2 separate regions of the Homo sapiens genome follow, and region 2 is linked to region 1. The links are chromatin loops, found by intact Hi-C in ENCODE. Cell type or tissue: Caco-2. All regions are shown on one strand.

Region 1 (2,500 bases):
CCATTCTGCAAATCAATTATAATTCTTATTTTTACAGATAATGCAACTGAGGCTCAGAGACAATAAACAACTTGTCATGTTCATTTTTTAAAAAAAGAAAGGCCAGGCACGGTGGCTCATGCCTGTCATCCCAGCACTTTAGGAGGCTGAGGCAGGGTAATCGCTTGAGATCAGGAGTTCGAGACCAGCCTGACCAACACGGTGAAACCCAGTCTCTACTAAAAATACAAAACTTAGCCTGTCATGGTGGTGCACACCTATAGTCCTAGCTACTCTGGAGGCTGAAGCAGAAGAATTGCTTGAACCTAGGAGGCAGAGGTTGCAGTGAGCCGAGATGGCACCACTGCACTCCAGCCTGGGCAACAGAGTGAGTGAGACTCTGTCTCAAATAAATAAATAAGAATAAAAAAGAAAGAGCTGAAATTTGGATACATGTATGTGGTTCCAAGCCCATGCTGTTTCTAGTGTACCAAGCTTTGGTGGCAGAGGGTGTCATGGTAAGACATCCCTAGTTCTCAGTGTCGGGGGAGTGCCCACGGCTGACTCCTTGCTTGCCTCTCAAAAACTGAAGGCATAGATGGGGAGAATCTCCCAAAAAAGGAGGAAAGCAGAAGAGTATGAACAGAGAAGTGGGACCGAGTGTACTTCCATTTATTCCTCAAACTCTCACTGAATATCTATGTCAGACACAGGGGCTGGGGAGGAAATGTCATAAAATACAGGTCCTCTCCTCACAGAAGTCACTGTCTAGTAGGTGAACTGGATAAGAAAATAAAACATTACAATTCAGTAAGTTTGCGGTTATAGGGGGTTATTATTTATTCCTTTTTTATGTTTGAAGTTATTTTTTATCGATGTTTTTTGTTTTGTTTTGTTTTTTTGAGACAGAGTCTTGCTCTGTCACCCAGGCTGCAGTGCAGTGGTGCAATCTCGGCTCACTGCAACTTCCGCCTCCCAGGTTCAAGCAATTCTCCTGCCTCAGCCTCCCTAATAGCTGGGATTACAGACGCACACCACCACGTTTGGCTAATTTTTTGTATCGTTAGTAGAGACGGGGTTTCGCCATGTTGGCCAGGCTGGTCTCGAACTCCTGACCTCAGGTGATCTGCTCACCTTGGCCTCCCAAAGTGCTGGGATTACAAGCATGAGCCACCACGCCCGTCTCACCCAGGAGTTTTGATACCACACCTAATCACACACCAATTTTGTTGATTCTCTCATACCTTGTCTCTACATGCAGATGACCAGAGGAGGGACGCCACCTGGTGGTAAGAGTGTGGAGTGAGCATTGAGTTCCCTTCTCAAAATTTGCCTCCAGTAAACAAAATAATCCTGCCTTCTAGTCAACCCTATCAAAGAGCTGAGCATCAGGGAAAAACTCCGATCTCCAGGAACAAATGACAAAAAAAAAAAAAAGTAGAAGGCACTGTTTCCAAATGGAGCAGAGGAACTGAAATCCAAGTTAGAGACATGATCTATAAACACACAGGAAAGCAACCAAAAGAAAGCTTGGATTTGCTCATCATTTCATCTAAATGTAGTGATAATAATAATGACTTTCCACTTACTGCGTAATACTACGTTCCAGATGCATGGGTACACTGTGCTGTGTGCTGAACATATTTAATCTCCTTTAATTCTCAGCAACAACCTTATAAGGGAGATATTACTATACCCATTTTATGGGGAACAAATGTCAGTTCAGAAAGTTTGAGTAACTCCCAGGATCACACAGCCAGGACCTGACAAGCTGGGATTTGACTTCAGGTCTGTGGACTCTGAAACTCATGATATTAACCATTAGGTTAGACACCTGATAGATATGGCCATTCAACAGGTTGAAAGTGGATCTCATCATCTTTGCTTCTCTTCCTCCTCCACTTCACACCTCAGCGAACAGCACAACCTGTCCTCCCCACACCTATCCAGTTGACCAAGCCAGACATCCAGGCAGGTTTGTTTTTGTTTTTGTCTTTGTCTTATGTTTGAGACAGAGTCTCACTCTGTCATCTAGGCTGGAGTGCAGTGGCACCATCTTGGCTCACTACAACCTCCACCTCCAGGGTTCAAGCAATTCTCCTGCCTCAGCCTCCCAAGTAGGTGGGGTTACAGGCACCCGCCACCACACCCGGCTAATTTTTTATATTTTTAGTAGAGAGGGTTTCACCATGTTGGCCAGGCTGCTCTCAAACTCCTGACCTCAAGTGATCCGCCCACCTCAGCCTCCCAAAGTGCTGGGATTACAGGCATGAGCCACTGTGCCTGTCTCACCCAGGAGTTTTGATACCACACCTAATCACTCACCAATTTTGTTGATTCTCTCTCATAAATTCACATTTTTTTCCTATGCTCTCTATCCTCACTGCTGCTGCCTTAGTTCAGGCCATGCCCATCTCTTGCCTGATTAGAGGGTCTCCCAGCAGTCCCTCTGCTTCCCAGCACATGTGTGATTATTTATTTATTTTTATTTATTTATTTATTTTTTGAGACGAAGTCTCAC
Region 2 (2,500 bases), 730 kb before region 1:
TAATAATTTCATAGGGAAGAGAGGAGATGGTTTATACTGTACCACACAAGAAGTAACTCAAGAAATCCCCCTATCGGCTGGATGCGGTGGCTCACACCTCTAATCTGGCACTTTGGGAGGCTGAGGCGGGTGGATGACTTGTGGTCAGGAGTTCAAGACCAGCCTGGCCAATACAGTGAAATCCTGTCTCTACTAAAAATACAAATTAGTGCTCACACCTGTAATCCCAGCACTTTCGGAGGCTGAGGCGGGCAGATTGCCTGAGGTCAGGAATTCGAGACCAAAGACCAACCTGGCTAACATGGTGAAACCCTGCCTCTACTAAAAGTGCAAAAATTAGCTGGGTGTGGTGGTAGCTGGGTGCCCGTAATCCCAGCTACCTGGGAGGCTGAGGCAGGAGAATCGCTTGAACCCAGGAGGCGGAGGTTGCAGTGAGCCGAGATCATGCCATTGCACTCCAGCCTGGGCGACAAGAACAAGATTTTGTCTCAAAAACAAAAACAAACAAACCCAAAAACACACCAAACAAACAAAACAAAACAAAACCACACAGCCCGGTTTGGTGGTGGGTACCATAGAGACTGAGGTAGGAGAATCGCTTGAACCTGGGAGGCGGAGGCTGTGGTGAGCCGAGATTTCCCCACTGTACTCCAGCCTGGGTGACAGAGCAAGACTGTCTCAAAAAAAAAAAAAAGTTCTTATCAAAATGTCACACCTAAAACAATATTTTAATAACATTACTCAGTAGTCTGTTCAATTAGTAGCAATAAATTCTGTGTGGGTGGAAGGATCTATCTAAATGTTTTTGTATATCTCTTTTCTGCAAACAGTGAAGTTCAGTGGAAAACCATGTAAACTGGTAGCCCTGAATTGGACTCTGGACTTTGTCACTTACAAACTGTGTAATCTTACACAAATTACATAACCTCTTTGAGTTCCAGTTGCCTCATCTGCGAACTGCAGTTTTGACTGTGTCAACAGTTGTGTGACTGTGTGAGGTATACATGGAACTCAGTGGAGAGACAGGAAAGATAAGATAGGTAATAAAGGAGTAGTATTGATCAGTACAAGGAAAATAGTCTGCTTACAGATGATAGATTGTTCTACAAGCATTGCTTCATATAATACTGTTTTTTTAAAAAAAATTTCTGGTTTTCTGCCTTTTGAAACTTAAACAATGTTTAGCCTACTGTAATCATTACTAGAATAATAGAAGGAGAGTGGACAAAAGGTTTCTGAAATAGGACTTTCAGTTGGATGACATTTGTGTGCATTCCTTTTGTGAGAGTGGAGACCAGATTTTGAGGATGGACTTTGGTCTATGATACTCCCAACGGAAATGATCCTGGTCTGGGCAAGCCTTCAGGAGTCACTGCTCACTCCACAAGAGGGTGCACAAAGACCACACAATACTGAGTTTTGAAGCCAGAACTCTTAGATGATGTCCAACTTTTTCTAGGGCCTTGCCCTCCACAGGGAGTCCCATAATCAAGAATCCTGACTTGTTCTCTCTGCATTTTCCCTTTAGATGCTGTGAGGCCAGAAGATTCCTGGCTGGATGAACTGGCTCCTCCAGCTACTGTATCTTCTTTGTGCAGAGCTGCCTCCCTCAGGGGTGGCTGATGCCTGTAGTCCAGCAGAGCCTCACAAACCCTGGACCCCAAAGGAACTGCTCAGGAACCCTCAGGGTTCCCAAAGGAACCCTGAGGAACTGCTAATCACCTGTGTCTGAGCTGGGCTCTTCTGTCTTCTTTCAGCTATTTCCTCCTGCCTTCATCCTTTTTGCTCAACTTTCTCTGATTGCTTCTCAGCTCCCTTTTCCTTGCCCAGGTATATCAACCACAAGAAACCAGGGCTCCCCTGCGTCAGATGTCTCTAGGCAGTAATAATCAAATCCTCCTGCTGGTCCCTTGGACTGCCTGCTTCACAGACATACTGACACAAAACACAAACATACACACACACACACACACACCAGCTACAAATCCTCCTGCTGGTCCCTTGGACTGCCTCCTTCACAGAAATACTGACACAAAGACACAAACATACACACACACACACACACACACACACGTGCATGCTAATCCCTCCATGGTGGCCGGTGTGTGGGAAGGGGCCATCTGGGACAGTAGCCTTGGGAGGCAGCTGTGAGGCCTGACCTCAGCATAAGTCTCAAGTCTGTGCCACACCTGAAGGGGGCATATTTACTCCCATGCACCGAGGATACGATGTCAAATAGCATTGCCCTGGACCTGGGCAGTCTTTCTGGGGCAAATCAAAGTTTTCCTCAGGTGCTAGGAAAACAAGAAACTCCAAAGCCAATGCTGGCCACTGTGTGTGAGAAGATACCCAGCTTCCAGAAATCCTAGCACTCTGCTGGCAAAGTCCCTGCAGTAACATTCTTCCAGGCTTGTTTGATGATTTTTATGGCAGGGGGTCTGGGTGAGAACACTAATTCAATTGTAGTATAACTCTGTTTAAACACACAGAAAAAAGAATC

The links. A loop is a pair of places that touch in the nucleus more often than their neighbours do. Peaks named below come from ENCODE experiments on the same cell type or tissue, not always from the same donor. Only the 100,000 strongest peaks of a DNase experiment are listed, where the experiment ranks them.
Region 2: a loop joins it to region 1, with 7 times the contacts of the local background. A loop is called at or near these places in 4 of 110 quality-filtered maps.

What each region holds. Positions count from the first base shown.
Region 1 is chr14:69,583,935-69,586,434 of GRCh38, reverse strand. No RefSeq gene overlaps it. Among named protein-coding and RNA genes, the nearest start is that of CCDC177, 10 kb to the right of the region's middle. In Caco-2, CTCF peaks have their summits at 1,080 and 1,281 (motif pointing left); a DNase peak (open chromatin) is centred at 1,234.
Region 2 is chr14:70,316,940-70,319,439 of GRCh38, reverse strand. No RefSeq gene overlaps it. Among named protein-coding and RNA genes, the nearest start is that of COX16, 41 kb to the left of the region's middle. In Caco-2, a CTCF peak has its summit at 1,350 (motif pointing right); DNase peaks (open chromatin) are centred at 949 and 1,389.